2 separate regions of the Homo sapiens genome follow, and region 2 is linked to region 1. Evidence: chromatin loops called from intact Hi-C (ENCODE). Cell type or tissue: Calu3. All regions are shown on one strand. Links, peaks and the distances in the headings refer to the core of each region. The heading gives the core; the rest is flanking DNA. Region 1 has its middle 410 kb from the start of MIR1269A. Region 2 has its middle 220 kb from the start of CENPC.

What was found. Hi-C counts contacts between places; a loop is a spot of excess contacts. Peaks named below come from ENCODE experiments on the same cell type or tissue, not always from the same donor. Only the 100,000 strongest peaks of a DNase experiment are listed, where the experiment ranks them.
Region 2: it touches region 1 in a loop (6-fold over the local background); 3 of 110 quality-filtered maps call a loop at or near these places.

The regions. Positions count from the first base shown.
Region 1 is chr4:66,682,513-66,691,414 of GRCh38, reverse strand. No RefSeq gene overlaps it. Among named protein-coding and RNA genes, the nearest start is that of MIR1269A, 410 kb to the right of the region's middle. In Calu3, for the core only: no CTCF peak of the experiment used is centred there; no DNase peak of the experiment used is centred there.
Region 2 is chr4:67,322,271-67,331,172 of GRCh38, reverse strand. No RefSeq gene overlaps it. Among named protein-coding and RNA genes, the nearest start is that of CENPC, 220 kb to the left of the region's middle. In Calu3, for the core only: a CTCF peak has its summit at 3,749 (motif pointing right); a DNase peak (open chromatin) is centred at 3,742.

The DNA of each region.
Region 1 (8,902 bases), core at 570-8,569:
AATTCATGTGTTGCAAACTTAATAGCCAATGCAACAACGTTGGGAGGTGAAACCTCTTTTAGGAGGTGTTTGGTTTATCAGATCTCAGCCATGTGAAGATACAGCGTAACTCCCTGCAGAGGGAGCAGCTTTCAAATTGCTATCTTGGAAGCAGAGCTGCTATCACCAGACACCAAACTTGTCAGCACCTTGATCTTTGACTTCCCAGCCTTTAGAACCACGAGAAAATAAGGCTCATTTCTTTATAAATTACCCAGTCTCCGTTTTTTGTTTGTTTGCTTCTTTTTTGTTTTTGTTTTTGTTATAGCAGTACAAGCAAACAAAGGCATGAAGTAAAGAGAGGGAAAAAACCCACAACACTAAGACTTAAAGGAACAAACCAGAATACTTTTCCTGGACCCTGCCCTCACATTCCTGACTCCATGACTATATTGATGTTTCTCAAGAACATGCTGAAAGCTTTCTCTATATCTCTACTTGTTAATATCCAATTATTCTTTGTCAATTCATTCAAATGTTATCTTTTTATGGAATCATCTCTAATCATTTTAACAAAATGGTGATATGCCTCTTTTCAAACTATCAACAATATTATTTTCTCATTCTCAATACTCTTTATTTTTTGGTTTTCTATTATATTTAGTTCTTTTATTTTGTCACTTCTCATCTGAGGTTGAAAACTTTTTGATGACCTGAGGCTAATATGCGTATTACCTTGAAATCTACTGCAGAGTCTTGCAGAATTCTCCCATACTTAGCAGGTATTTAGTATGTTTGTGTTACGATGTGAGGGAAAGAGAGTAAAATGGTCTTTCAGAGAGCCTGAGGGTGGGTAGTAAGAAAGTTAGGTGGTGCTAACAAAACTGTCCTACTGGAGTTTATAATGAGGACTGCTTCTGCTAGTTGTGTTGATTTTTGCATGAGCAGTGTGAGAAAACAACATTTTAGTAAGATTAGCTATGGTTTATTGGTTTACAAGCTTCTAACGTAAATGATTAGGTTTTCATCGAATTAACTGCTTATAAATGTCATAAATGGCTTGTTTTAGCATCAGTAGATGGAGCCTCACTTTGAGACAAAATTGCCAAGCTTATTCAGTCACAAGGTATCTTCAGTATTTTATAATTTCCCATGTATAGAATGGGAATTTCAAGTTAAATGTTAGACTTGGTTTTAAAATGTTTCCTCTTACTATGTTATTTTATAATAGAAGATATTTTAAGATCATCATAGGAAAACTGGCAACAATGCCATGGGAAATATGATTCATTTTTCTTTTTTTATTTCACCTTAACAATTTCCAAATACAGTATTTAATTCCGGCTCTGATTTTAGTAAGCTCTTAGCTAAAACTCAGGTTTTACAGGTTTCTTACATGGTTTTATTCCTAATTTAAATGACGAGTAAATATTTGTTAGGCTTTGATTTTCGTAGGTCAGCAACTTTATCAATCATGTTTTCAAAATAATTTATCAAACATAAAAGTAAATACTACTGAAATAATTTTAAATGAAACTTTACCCTGAAATATTTTGCATCTTTCATTTCTCTAGTGCCAACTAATAAATAATTATAACTTTTAAATCTTTTAAAATAATATCTTCACTAGCTTGATATGGTAGAACATTTTTCCTTGTGATATACTGTAAGTTAGGAAGGCCTCCTGTTTCTTTAGAAACCTAATTACTTTGAATGAAATCTCATAATGTAGAGCCTAAATTGTTACATAAAATTAAGATAAAATTCTAAGAGACAATGTTGCCTAAGAAAAATCATGAACGGTGATAAAATTATATGTTCAAAGTATTTTTACTTGAAGGCCATACATAAAAAACTGTGATGCCTAAAGATAGGAAATGTTAATCTAGCAAAGGGAAATGTGAGATGATACGAAAAGGCATTGGAAAGGCCCAGAGCAGGGCAGTATTTGAAATGGTCAAGAATCACTTGGGAACCAAATAAAAATGTACCTTACTTGTCATCATTCCCAGATATCCTGAGTCAGATTTGGGGACAAAGATGCTTTTAGCAAACATCTCTGGCAATTCTGCTAGATATAGTAACTGTATATTACCAGTATGTATTATTTTAGACCTTTTCAAGATGTATTCAATTTCACTTGTCACTTCTTATATTCAGTAAATACTAAGTTAAGAAAAGTTGATTAACTTTTAATAGACATACATTTGGATTAATGACTTCTTTGGTTAAAAGCACTCCACAAAAATATAGTTACAAGTAACTAAAATAAAGTGAAATATTTCTTTTTCTCATCTGAGAATTTCATATGTTATTACATTTTGTTAAGGTTTGTTTTTGCTTGCTTGTTTGTTTTTATAAAGAATAGAGAACAGAGTTTGACTTGGACTTGTGCAATAATAAACCAAAGTGTAAACATCGAGGCTATTAAATAATCTAAATAATGAAATAATGGAAAACAGTATACAGATTTTGCATGATGACAAAAGAAATCCATATACAGATCTGGATAGCTGAGACAGTCTACATGACTTTTTCTATGTTCATACGAATCACTAGAGGGCATCGTATGCTATACTTTTTAACAATTACATATCACAGAACTGTTTGTAGATACAGAGGAGTATCTACCTACCTAGTGACATCTTAAGGCTTTTCTCTTTAATTTTTGTAAAACTCAAGTAGACATGGCTATTATTCCCTGAAAGTCATGCACACAATCATAAAAATATAAAATCTAGAAAGTAATAAAAAATGGACTCATTTTTATTTTTTTTAATCTCTCAAACATTTGCATCAATGACTGGAGGGTAGCACAATCGCTTTTTTTTCTGTACTGAGTGCCCCACCAATATAGCTTGTTTTGTTTCGTTTTTTTTCCTATACCTTGTATTACATGGGCTCATCTCATCACTGCTTAGGCTTAAAAAACAAGAAGGGGTGAGCATGGTGGCTCATGCCTGTAATCTCAGCACTTTGGGAGGCCACAATGGGAAGATTGCTTGAAGTGAGGAGTTCAAGACCAGTATGTGCAGCAAAGTGAGACACCCCCTCATCTCTACAAAAAAAATAAAAAAAAAATTAAAAATTAAAATGAAAAGGAGAAAGAAAGTTTCAAATGGGAGTCAGTAATTGACAACCTCTTCTACTGGAATTAAGGGAAAAGAAAGCAACACTTTTTAGTAATTGCAATTCTGATTTTCATACTTCAGAGTAAATTTTTAAAAATACTTTTGTATCTAAACACTGCTTTTATTGTATGTGTGTTCTCATTATAAAATGCTATAAATATATTTAGAAAGAAAGTTGGTTAGAATAATGAGTGAATGAATTTAAAAATAAGTGAATTTAATTATCAATTTTCTGTCCCCTCAAAATTAAAAAATACAACAACCAAAAATGTCAAACTAAAATGGGGGAAAGATACAAGATATGAAGGCAGAGAAACTGAACATAGTAAAAACAGAACTGCATGTTTTCAACTGCAACATTTTATTCTAAAACAGGCAAAGTTTATCTTTCATTATATATTCTAACTTTGCTGCCTCAAATACAGCAGATGGATAGTTATAATTATCAGTTAATTTTTAAGCACTTACTATGTGCTAGATAAAATATTTTATCTTTATTATCTCATTTAACGCTCACAATGCATTTATGGAATGGGAGCTATCATCACATACATTTTATCCATGTGTAAATTGAGACTTTATAGGTTGTAGTTTGTTGAGAAGCTAGGCACAAATCCAAGTGTTGAGTCTGGAGCCTGCAATCTTAACTACTGTGCTTTACTGCCTTCCACGGAAAAGGATATCTCAGTAGGAGAATAATAAAACAATTAGGTATTTCCACCCAAATACAGGCATATAAATTTCACATTTATTCAAAGTTGTTAATTCCCTCTCATTTCATTGGTCTAAAAGTCTTCATGGGAACATTATGCAGGTCCACATTGCTTGTATAACTTGTGGAAGAATTGAAACATTTATATGTGCACAACTAATCTGGCTTATTTTAAAAACAGTAAACCAGGGTCCAATTTCAATCTAAGAAGCATATGAGCACATTTTAGAGTTGGGTAATATATACTGAAATAAATCTATTTTACGGTGTTTAGGTAAACACTGGTGGCCTTTAAAGAAAGTTGTTGTTACTTTTACGCAAGGTTAGTGATAGAATTATGTTTTTATCCATTCATTGAATATTTTGTAAACACCTCTTCTTGAAGGCATTTATGAAGGCTAGAGAAAATATAAAGCATTATTCCAGCCCTAAAACAATTGAATAATTAGTCTCTTCTTTACCTTTCTTTTGGTATTCTGGAATTACATTTCCCCTTTTTAGAGTTAACACACTAAACAATGAAATGTATTGAGTGAAAAATGTATTGAGTGAAAAATACAAACACCAACATCTCTGAGGTGCTGGTAGATCTTCTGAGGTGTGTTTAATTAATTCTGACTCCTAGGAATTTTGTATTTATTGAAATTTATCCAAATACTTATTCCATTAAATCAGCTTAAGTAGATTGGCATTGTCAATAATTTTTTGCTCTTAGATATGAAATTTCCATTTTCCATTTTCTGGTTTTCAAAGAACTTCTTGCTCCCAAATTTCATGTGATAGCTAATAGTATCCTTTCTAATAATTTAATTGTACATGTTAGTCATTAAAAATTATTTCAGAATTGTATTATTTCATTCAGCCTATTCTTTTGCCACCATGCAGCTGAGTCAGTATAGTTCTTTTTCTTATTACAATTATTCAACTTAATAAAATGCATGGCTTTCTTATTCCTATTTCTTTTTTTTTTTTTTGCTTTTTAAAATCAAGTTTGAAAATATGTCGCATAGATAAACAAAGAATTTTAAAGTAAAAACTAAGAAGATTTACAGTAAATAATCACAATATAAACCCTAAGTGCCCCAGGGTGTTTGTGGCACAGGCAAGAGAAAATTTGTCACCATGATAATTTTCATTGAGAAAATTTATTGTTTTTGGTTTTCAAATATTCTCAATACATAATATGTGTTTAGTCATGGTTCTGTATTTAAAATCTCTTCTCATATTAAATATTTTTAAAAATGATTATACATATGTCTGCATTTTATAGTAATAGTGGGCATTTGAGAAAATGATAAATGGATGAGATGAAGCAGTAAGATTTAAAAACAAGAATGAGTTAAATATAAAACTTAAAAACTGACTTTTTCACAGGATAATATTAATAATGAAAGAAAACATTTGAGAAAGGTGAAGAGTACAGGAAAAATTATGAGTTAAGTAAAAGAAAACATTTGTCTTCGGGAGAAATGAAAACTAATTAGGAAAATATAAAATCAAGAAAAATATGACAGAAGGCATGCTGATCAGTTTTGTTTGTTTTTTTATTTATTTATTGACACAGAGTCACACTCTGTCACCCAGGCTGGAGTGCAGTGGTGCAATCTCGGCTCACTGCAAACTCTGCCTCCTGGGTTCAAGCGATTGTCCTGCTTCGGTATCTTGAGTAGCTGAGACTACAGGAGTGCGCCACCACGCCTGGCTAATTTTTGTATTTTTGTAGAGACTGGGTTTCATCATGTTGGCCAGGCTGGTCTCGAACTCCTGAACGCAGATGATCCACCTGCCTCGGCCTCCCAAAGTGCTGTGATTACAGGTATCAGCCACTGTACACAACCCTGATCCATTTTAGTTTCAGTTTTGTTTTTTTTTTAATCATTGAAAACCTTTTAACTTACACATATTGTCAAGCTCTGCTAGGCAGAATCCACCAATTTTTCACTTTCTCGAAATGGAATAGTCCTTGAAATATTTCTTATACCACTAGGGTGCCATTCAGTAAATTGCTTCTTCATAAGCACTAAATTGCACACTAATGTCTTGAGAAAGAAAGTAATCTACTCCCTCAGATTATAAATGTTATCTCATTAGTTCTAAAAACATACCTATGAGGATGGAAAATGGAAATGGGAAATAGTTCTATGATTTTAGAGGTTGAACGATTGAGACACTGAACATAGAACATCAGAATTACCAATATTCCAAATTAACGAGCTCCCAATATAAAATCTAATGTTGATCTACTTAATAAGAAATGTAAAATTTAGCTATCTGCATGCCTATGTTTGCAAAGCATGTACTAGGTGTTATGAAATATTTATGACATCAATAATCTTTTTTCAATTTGTAATGGCAAGGATTGTTTTGTTGTTGTTAGTAACGGACAAATGAAAGAAATTGCAAATGAATAAAATGAGACACTAGCATATTTCAATAAAAAGTGGGTGAAGAAGTGAAACAAAGGTTCACTTTTTTTCAGCAAGGTAATATTAATCTTAAAACAAAACATATGACAGATGAAGGGAACAAAAGGAATTTATGATTTTGAACAAGTTTGTTTTACAGAATTACCTTTCATCTTTGCACTTAAAATTTTCTTTAAAATTTCCCACTTTCTGGCTATATTTATTTCCTGCAACTTCATTTATGAATAATTTCAGGGATTTTACACTTTTTATGACTCAGTCTTTTCTATTGCTTATTTGCTATTCTCTGCCTGGCAAGACAGAACACACATAGGTAAGTCTTTGAGGACGGGAGCCTTTAGGCAGTCACAAGGTTTCACTGTGGAAACAGTGATATTATTGGAAGCCATTGAAAGCCATGCTGAAACCTGGGCTGTCTTGGCCTCTTAAGGCCTTATTGGGTCACCTTATTCTGCTGACCCTAACCCTGACTCCTGCTGATACAGCTTTACTATGTCAAGGTCAGTATTTTAAAGCAAAATTATCTAATGCTATTTCTCCAAAGTGTTTCAGTCTTGGCATTTGCATGTCCAGTCAATTATCTCTGGTTTTCTATTTTCTTACTTCTCAGAGTCTCTGGTTATTCTTCCCAGCTATCAGGACCTTGAGTGTCACCAATCCGTTTGACATTTCTTGAACTTCAGAGACCAGAATGCAGAATTCCTATCTCATTTCAACCAGGTAATAACTAAGCCCCTGCTGAAATTCTTGCATGCAAACAGATGTCTCAGGGAGTAAAGCTTAGCTCTATACTTTAACATCTAACCTTAAGTACTCATTAAATCCAAACTACTATTACATGTTTCTACAGAATTATGTGTGGGTGCTTAACAGATAGCTAAGGAGAATATATAGGGTAATTTCTAGACTGCCAGCTTGAAAGTATATTTCAGTATGCTAGCTCCATTTCATCATTTAAAATGTACAATTCAGTTTCTGTAGGGTTCCTTGCTACAGTTACACCAGTGGTCTAGAAGTCAAGTTATGTCTTTCCTGTTTCCAGTGTACTCACTTTTCATACCACTCAACTTGTTAATCTAAATAATAATAATAATAATACAGATTTTACTGTAGGGGAAAACCCTATTTGGAGAAATGTTCCATATTTTTATGGAATATAGATTTCACATTTAACAAACTATCTTAAATTTACTAATAGTAAAGAAGAATTTCAACTGGTTAAATCAGGAGACTAAAATTACATTCAGGAAGAAAAACTGATTGCAAAATAAATTTGTGCCCTGGTTTCCTGGTATTTTTTTCCCTTGAAATCTGAAAATGAGTGGTAATGGCTATATTAGCTGATATACTGGTTCCCCTACCTAAACAACCTATTACAGTTACAGCATTCCAAGTTAAAGATGACCTTGTTCTGATGACATATTTTCAGTGATTGATGGTGCCAGAAATGTTGAAGTGTTCTGCACTGCTTTTCCTGTCTGTGACTTGACTTGGTCTCTGCAATTCTTTGTCAATCTGGCATTTTCTCTTTTCTACAATCAATAGAAGGAAGGGTTTTGTTATTCCCTACTTTCATTTTACTTTGTTCAAGCTCCCGAATGTTTTTTGAACTTAGAGTATATGAAAGGAGGGTAAGAAGATGGCTAACTATTCAGAACCCCAACTAAATACATTAAGATAGTCAATGTCTTAGTCCATTTCCACTGTTACAACAAAGTACCTTAAGCCAGGTGTGATGGAATGTACCTGTAGTACCAGCTAGTTGTGAGCCTGAGGTGGGAGGATCATTTGAGCCCAGGAGTTGGAGGCCAGCCTGAGCAGCATGGTGAGACCGTGTCTCTGAAAAAAGAAACAACCTTAGATTGGGTAATTTTTAAAAATAAAAATTTAGGCCTGGCGCAGGGGCTCACACCTGTAATCCTAGCACTTTGGGAGGCCGAGGTGGGCGGATCATGAGGTCAGGAGATCGAGACCATCCTGGCTAACACGGTGAAACCCCGTCTCTACTAAAAATACAAAAAATTAGCCAGGCGTGGTGGCGGGTGCCTGTAGTCCCAGCTACTCGGGAGGCTGAGGCAGGAGAATGGCGTGAACTCGGGAGGCGGAGCTTGCAGTGAGCCGAGATCATGCCACTGTACTCCAGCCTGGGCTACAGAGCGAGACTCCATCTCAAAATAATAAAAAATAAATAAATAAAAATAAATAAATAAATAAATAAATATAAAAATTTATTGCTTATAGTTCTGGAGGCTGGGAAATTCAAGATTAAGGTGCCAGCAGATTTGATGTTCAGTGAAACTTACTCTGTTTCAGAAATGGCACCTCTCACTGGGTCTGTCTAATGGCAGAAGGGGCAAGAAGCTCCCTGAAATCTCTTTTATAAGGTCACTGATCTCATTCATGAAGGCAGAGCCCCCATACCTAATCACTTCCTAAATTTCTTAATACCACCATAATGGGGATTAGGTTTCAAAATGAAATTTGGAGCGAGTCAAACATTCAGACCATAGCAGTGAATTTTATGGTTGAATGACACAGTACTAGATTTTCAGCAGTCCACATCAGAACAAAATCTCTGAGGTGTTCTCTGCATAATGGTCAACCAATGTCTTGCTTAGCAATTATTTGTTAAGTCAGAATCATATTGACATTGA
Region 2 (8,902 bases), core at 468-8,467, 640 kb before region 1:
ATTGTTTATGTGTAGAGTCAGCAATCGGTCATTATCCAGGGCAAGACAGGAATATAACTTCGGAGCCCTGAGGAATGCAAAGTTTCGGTGCTCTGTAGCTTCTCAACGCGGCTTATGTAACTAAAATTTTTTAAAAATACTTGTACTATAGAATAATAGTAATAGCAAGATTCTAAGCATTTCTTCCATACCAAGTACTTTACTAAGTGCTCTGCATACATTAGTTCATGTACTTATCATAGCAAACCTTTGACTTAGATACTATTTTTATGACTATTCTATAGATGAAGAAAATAGCTAGTTTATGGTAGAGCTGGGATGCAGCTGTAGGTTTATTGACTCCAGAGTCCATGCTGTTAACTATGATACTACACTGCTGCTAAAAATAAAATAATAGCAATTAAACAAATGCAAGGATGTTCAATAAAGTGCTCTTTTCACCCCATGAGAACTCTATTTGTTCTTATTCTGAAATATTACATAACAAAGTATATAAATGGATCTCTCTCTTACTTTTTTTTTCCTCTCTTTCCTTGTCTCCCTCCCCTTGGTATTCTTGTTTTGCTGGGACTTTGTCTTAGTTCATTCAGGATGCTATAACAAAATACTATAAACTGGGTAGCTTATAAACAATAACAATTTATTTATCACCACCCTGGAGGGTGGGAAGTCCAGGATAAAGGCAGATTGAGTGTCTGCTGAGGGCCCACTTCTGGCTCATAGACAGTTCATTCTTTATTTTATTTTATTTTGTTATTCTTATACTTTAAGTTTTAGGGTACATGTGCACAATGTGCAGGTTTGTTACATATGTATACATGTGCCATGTTGGTGTGCTGCACCCATTAACTCATCATTTAGCATTAGGTATATCTCCAAATGCTATCCCTCCCCTCTCCCCCCACCCCACAACAGTCCCTGGAGTGTGATGTTCCCCTTCCTGTGTCCATGTGTTCTCATTGTTCAATTCCCACCTATGAGTGAGAACATGTGGTGTTTGGTTTTTTGTCCTCGCGATAGTTTGCTGAGAATGATGGTTTCCAGTTTCATCCATGTCCCTACAAAGGACATGAACTCATCATTTTTTATGGCTGCATAGTATTCCATGGTGTATATGTGCCACATTTTCTTAATCCAGTCTATCATTGTTGGACATTTGGGTTGGTTCCAAGTCTTTGCTATTGTGAATAGTGCTTCAATAAACATACATGTGCATGTGTCTTTATAGCAGCATGATTTATAATCCTTTGGGTATATCCCCAGTAATGGGATGGCTGGGTCAAATGGTATTTCTAGTTCTAGATCCCTGAGGATATCGCCACACTGACTTCCACAATGGTTGAACTAGTTTACAGTCCCACCAACAGTGTAAAAGTGTTCCTATTTCTCCACATCCTCTCCAGCACCTGTTGTTTCCTGACTTTTTAATGATCGCCATTCTAACTGTTGTGAGATGTTATCTCACTGTGGTTTTGATTTTCATTTCTCTGATGGCCAGTGATCATGAGCATTTTTTCATGTTTTTTGGCTGCATAAATGTCTTCTTTTGAGAAGTGTCTGTTCATATCCTTCGCCCACTTTTTGATGGGGTTGTCTGTTTTTTTCTTGTAAATTTGTTGGAGTTCATTGTAGATTCTGGATATTAGCCCTTTGACAATTCACTCTTAACATGTCCTCACAAGATGGGAAAGGTGAGGAGCTCTCTAGGGCCTCTTTTACAAGGGCACCAACTCCACTCATGTGACCTAAATCTCCTTCCAGGGGCCGACCTCCTAATATCATCACTTTGGGAGTTAGAATTTCAATACATGAGTTTTGTGGGCACACAAATATTCCTATCATAGCAGACTTTAAATGTATTCTTATCTAGCTATTGGGTCTCCCAACAGTGACGTTGAGTGAAGACTTGAGCTCTTAGCACTGAGTGTAGGTATAATAAAAATGCAGTGAGAGGAAATATTGGGGTGGAAAAGAATATACTACATTTTTTGCCTTCAAAGCCAAAAAGGAAGCAAATGACTTGTGAATCTCTTGGCTTTTGCAGCACTTTGAGTTCATATAATTAAATAAAAAGAATCAGAGAGATTGCTTACCTTCTAAGTCATTCTCCAAACTGCCTTACTTTCAACAAAATGAGTCATATTTACCCAATAATCTTTCAAAGGGGAGTATCTCTGGGACCTAAGATCTCCTTTTTAAAGGCTTTTTCTAGTTTGATTTGCTAAGACCTTTAGTTAAAATGCAGGTGTTTTCCTTGGAATCAAAATGGTTGTAATGGTGGATTTTTAATTATTAAGAAATTCTGGGGGCTAAAATTGTTATGATTCTATGCTTGTAAAGGTTGGATGACATATATTTGGAAACATTTATCTATACTTTATATCTACACAATCTATTCTTATACCTATGAGGGTAGAACAGAGCTATCTTGACCTCGACCAAAGAAAATTTGTTGTCAGCTTTTTTGTTGGATGACAAAATCCCTGGGGAAAAACTCTTTTATATTTTAATCTCATTTCTGTTGCACTGACAGCACAGCCCTTCTTTGCTGTGTCAAGAATTTATTAAGTTTTAATTAGACTGTGTGAAGGAAAATCACATTGTATGTTGGAATCACTTTTGGATTACCCAATTGCTAGACTAAGAGAATGCTTAAAATACCAGCCAAATGAAAAGAAGGGAAAAATTCAGAGACAGAGAGAGAGAGAGAGAGAGATTTATAGAATTTGATATGTGCTTTTTTATGAATAAAAGCTTCTTCCATTTGGCAGACATGGACTAGGGTATTGGTGTTAACCAGAATCCACTGGTCCTACAAAATGTTTTCCCAGTTTCATTATTGTAGATTTATTTTTCTATCCTTTGGTCAACCCAAGCTCCTGATTCCTACATGTGTTCCTTGTTTTCTCCTTCCAGTTTATTTAAATTATTGTATTAATTATCATTATTTTAGAAGTCCTAACTATCAGGTTCCGAGTGTTATTGTACAAATTTGTGACACTGAGATCTTCATCATAGTCTTGTCTTGGCTTCCAGTCTGTTGAGCAGTGAGCAGGCTGTGCATTAACATTTAGAATACCTTCGCTGACACAATGACCCAGTCATTTGCCACACAGATGTAATCAAATCTATTAATGCCTTTATAGATCAAATTTATTTCTTCTTTATGGAAAGCAGTTCAAGAGAAATGGTACAAAGGAACAAAGGGGTTGCTGTCTAGTGGGTATAGATGAGGGAGTTTTCCCCTTCCAATTGCCTCATAAATCAAGGGGAGCATTTCTTGTTTAGCAATAAACTCTTGAGCTGAAACTTGGACTGAATGTAATTCTCTTTGGAATGAGATAAGAATGGGTAAGGAAATTAGTTGTTTTTGAAAGTAGACATATAAAAGAAATATTAGTACAATATCTGGCTGAAATCTTATGAGGCACCCTGCTCCAGTAATTGCCATTAAGGTCCACTGTCTTATCTAAGACAATTCTGAAATCAGTTTTTTTTTTTAAGCCACATTATGAGGAAAGGTTTTTTATTTGTACTTCCATGTGTGCAGGGGTGTTTTGTACATTATGAATTTGTATTGACTCCAAATTTGTGCTGGCATTTATATGGAAAGAGGGTGGAAAAATTAAGTATTCAGGTAGAAGGGAAATTGAGTGACGGAATTTAACGCAATTCAGAATACAATAATCTATCGGCTTTCCAGGCCATAGCAAGACATGGCCACTAGAGGTCAGTAAAAGGCAAGCGAATGAGAAAGCTTTAGGCAGGAAGCTTCCCCACACCCAGGTGGTTCCTCAGATTCAAGGCTCGTATTTTGAAAGGCTTTCTTTCAAAAATGACTAAAAAGTGGTATTCAAGGTTTCATGGGAGAGGGGAACAAAATAAAGAATGTCGCCTCTAAAAAAATGAAACTGTGAAAAAAAATGTTTGAAGAGGTTTCACTGTAGAAAACCTTTCTTTTGTGATTGCTACCTAAGAATGAAAAGGGATATTTACCTTTACTGGCCCTTTGGGCTTAGATTTTAGCTGGTGTGACAAAGCCTATTGCACAGTTTCTGTGTCTTCCTGCAGTATCGGAAGGCGACTCCCCACTCCGGCTCCAACAGGACATTTTACTTTACTTTCCTTAATGGCATTTATTGCATTGTTAATTTTTCATGTATGCACCCTTCTCTTGTACTAGTTTGCAAGATTCTTGATGACAGAAGTCTGGTCTCAAGCATTTAAAAATTCTTAGTACATGGACACTGCTTGACTAAAACATGGCAATATAAATGTTTGTGTAACATGTATATAAATAAATTCACAATGTTTTCATTATGCGTTGCTTACAACAGGGATGCGTTCTGAGAGACACGTTGTTAGGCAATATAGCCTTTGTGAGAACATCATAAAGTTTACTAACTCAAATCTAGATAGTATATTGTACTACACACCTATGCTACATAGTATAGCCTATTGCTCCTACGCTACAAACCTGTACAGTCTGTTACTAGAATGAATGGTGATTATAACATGATGGTATTTCTGTATGTAAACATATAAAAGGTACATTAAAAATAAGGTATTATAGTCTTACAGTGTTTTGGGACCACATATATGCACATCATCTTTATGTGGCACATAACTATATTATTTACAATGTATAATAGTATTTTTGTGTGTGTGTGTCATTTTCATTCTTCTATCTTTCCTCTTATAAAACCATTCAGAATGATTATGTCTTAATTTTGCCTGTTCACTTATCAATTTCCAGTCAAATTCAGAACTAAAAACTAATGTCTTTATATGTAAAATGCAGTAGAAAAAGAGATCACTGTCACTTTAACCATAACCAATTTTATTCCGTAAAATCAAGAAGGATTTCAGAGCTTTTCAAATTGATGGGTGTTAGTCTGTCAAGCAGTGAATTCTGGCCTTCAATTCTCAAGTTGTCTGACTATTTCACAGACCTGCTGCATGATGGAAGGCTATTGAATATTACTCAGACATTGACCATTATGTTATTTTCTTCTGGCATCCATTAAGCACTTTTCCTTTAAGATGGGCTTCTGTTGTTTCCCCTTTCTTTGTGTATTTGGAAATCCTGTACAGGAAGCAAGAACCCAGTCTAAAAACCAGAGCACTCTCAGCTTTGGCATCCACATCTTTCCTGGTAGGTGGCTCAACGTGGTGCCTTTGAACACACGGCCCCAGTGGGAGCCCTATTATCTGCTAAATATTTCTGGAAATGTTTATACAGAACATGGAGCACAGCAGGCTGTCCCCCACCCCTACACTGATGGCTTAAGCCTTTGAAATGGCAAATGCATAGACCTCCTAAGCTCCTCCAACAGCCCCTGCTGTTGACATTTTCAAAGTTAACATATAAAATGATTCAATTGAAATAATATTTTTGAAGATCTTACTGCCCAAACTTTATCAAGGCTCACAAATTAGCTCCAGGATGACATTTGACTTAGGTAGAGTGTGGGAATTTAAAAAGAAAATCTCACAGATTACATTAAAGCGGATCCCATTGTGACATCCAGAATGTATTGCCCAAACCTCTCCTTGTACAGTTGAGGCTGTTTTTTGACTTTCTGGTGTCATTTCCAGACATGCAGTCCTAATATGTGAGAGCTCCATGACCCCTCAGACGCCTTCGCGCAGAACAACACCTTCGCTTTAGAGGTGAAGAAATCAAGGCTCTTGGAGGATATTTGAAGTAACTCCAGATATGGGATGTTTGAATATTCTTTTGGCAAGATTTACCCCATCAGTTTTATTGACTCATTCCAGGTATGATAATTGGGAATGGGGGGATTACTGTTTGATTATATCACCGAACCACAACATCCTAGTATCACAGATAGCAAGGGAGCCATCTATCTGATATGCAAATGGATACAGCTGGCTAATAGCACCTTTAGTGATGAAAGCCATCCTCCTTCCTCTATCTTTTCTTTCCCCCTTTAGTCTTGAAAAGAGGTACATGTGGAAAAGAAGTGGGATATGTATATAAGAAAAAAATCTGATTTCAAAGTAGAGTGTTCATTCTCACACTACTATAAAGAACTGCCTGAGACTGGGTAGCTTATAAAGAAAAGAGGTTTAGTTGACTCACAATTGCACAGGCTGTACAGGAGGCATGTCTGGGGCGGCCTCAGGAAATTTACAATTATGGCAGAAGGGTGAAGGAAAAGCAAGAACATCATCTTCACATGGTGGCATAAGAGTCATGAGAGAGAGAGAGTGAATGAAAGGGCAAGTGCAACACACTTTAAAGCAACCAGATCTCGTGATAACTCACTATCATGAGAATAACAAGGGAGAAATTCACCCCCATGATCCAATCACCTTCCACCAGCTCCCTCCCCTAACACTGGGGGTTACAGTTAAACATGATATTTGGGTGGGGACACAGAGCCAAACCATATAATAGAAGTAAGTTGGAAATAGTGACATAATGAGTAAAGCTGGGCTCCCAGATCAAATCTCTTTCCTAAAGTTTTGCCAAGAAGTATATCAAAAGTAGTAGTGGGCAGACTAAGCAAAGTTAAAGTTCTTTAGTGATAATGCAAGAGAGGCTGCTTTATTTATTTTTTTAAGACAATTTCTTTAGAGCAGTTTTAGAATCACAGAAAAATTGAGAGAAAGGTACAGAGATTTCCTATATATTCCCTTCCTGAACACATGCTTAGCCTTCCCCATTGTCAACACCCCTCACCAGAGTGGTATATTTGTTACAATTGATGAACCTATTGTATTAGTCCATTCTCATGCTGTTATGAAGAAATACCTGAGACTGGGTAATTTATAAAGGAAAGAAGTTTAATTGACTCCCCAGCAGGGCTGGGGAGGCCTCAGGAAACTTACAATCATGGCAGAAAGGGAAACAAACACATCCTTCTTCATATGGCAGCAGCAAGGAAAAGTGCAGAGCGAAGTGGGGAAAAGCCCCTTATAAAACCATCAGATCTCATGAGAACTCACTCACTATCACAAGAACAGCATGAGGTAACTGCCCCCATGATTCAATTACCTCCCACTGGGTCTCTCCCAAGACATGTGGGGATTATGGGAACTATAATTCAAGGTGAGATTTGGGTGGGAACACAGCCAAACCATATCATTCCACCCCGGACCCCTCCCAAATCTCATGTCCTCATATTTCAAAATACAATCATGCCTTCCAACAGTCCCCCAAAGTCTTAAATCATTCCAGCATTAACTCAAAAGTCCACGTCCATAGCTCATCTGTGACAAGGCAATTCCCTTCCACCTATGAGCCTGTAAAATCAAAAGAGAAATTGGCCAAAACATAGGGGCTACAGGCCCCATGCAAGTCCAAAATCCATTAAACCTTAAAGCTCCAAAATGATCTTTTTTAACTCAATGTCTCACATCCATGTCACACTGATGCAAGAGGTGGGCTCCCACAGCCTTGGGCAGCTCCACCCCTGTGGCTTTGCAGGGGTACAACCTCCCTCCCAGCTGCCTTCATGGCTGACATTGAGTGTCTGTGGCTTTTCCAGGTGCATGGTGCAAGGTGTCAGTGGATCTACCATTCTGGGGTCTGGAGGATGGTGGGTGGCCTTCTCACAGCTCCACTAGGCTGTGCCCCTGTGGGGTCTCCATGTGGGGGCTCCAGCCCCACATTTCCCCTTTGCACTGCACTAGCAGAGGTTCTCCACGAGGGCTCTATCCCTTCAGCAGACTTCTGCCTGGACTTCCAGACATTTCCATACATCCTCTAAAATATAGGTGAAGGTTCCCAAACCTCAATTCTTGTCTTCTGCACACCTACAGGCCCAAACCATGTGGAAGCTCCCATGGCTTGGGGCTTGCACCCTCTGAAGCCATAGCCTGAGCTGTACTTTGGCTCCTTTTAGCCATGGCTGGAGCAGATGGGACATAGGACACCAAGTCTCAAGAATGCACACAGCAGGGGGGCCCTGGGCTTGGCCCAGGAAAACATTTTTCCCTCTTAGGCCTTCAGGCCTGTGATGGGAGGGGCTGCTGGGAAGATCTCTGACATGCTTTGGAGATATGTTCCCCTTTGTCTTGGTGATTAACATTTGGCTCCTCATTACTTATGCAAATTTCTGCAGCTGGCTTGAATTTCTCCTCAGAAAATGGGATTTTCTTTCTATCACATCATCAGGCTGCAAATTTTTCAAAATTTTATGCTCCACTTCCACTTGAATGCTTTGCAATTTAGAAATTTCTTTGACCAGATACCCTAAATCATCACTCTTAAGTTCAAAGTTCCACAGAACTCTAGGGTAGGGGCAAAATGCCACCAGACTCTTTGCTAAAGCATAACACAAGTAACCTTTGCTCCAGTTCCCAACATGTTCCTCATCTTCATCTGAGCCCACCTCAGCCTGGACTTTATTGTCCATATTACTCTAAGCATTTTGGTCAAAGCCATTCAACAAGTCTCTAGGAAGTTCCAAACTTACCCACATTTTCCTATCTTCTTCTGAGCTCTCCAAACTGTTCCAACCTCTGCCTGTTACCCAGTTCCAAAGTCCTCATTTTTGGGTACCTTTACAGCAGTGCAGCACTCTCTGTGGTACCAATTTACTGTGTTAGTCTGTTTTCATGCTGCTATAAAGAATTACCCAAAACTGGGTAATTTATAAAGGAAAGAGGTTTAATTGACTCAGTTCCACAGAGCTGGGGAGGCCTCAGGAAATTTACAATTATGGTGGAAGGGGACATAAACACATTCTTCTTCACATGGTGGCAGCAAAGAGAAGTGCAGAACAAAGTGGGAGAAAACCCTCTTATAAAACCATCAGATTCTTGTGAGAACTCAATCACTATCATGAGAACAGCATGGAGGTAACTGCCCCAAAGATTCATTTACCTCCCTCTGGGTCCCTCCCTCCCACAACACATGGGGATTATGGGA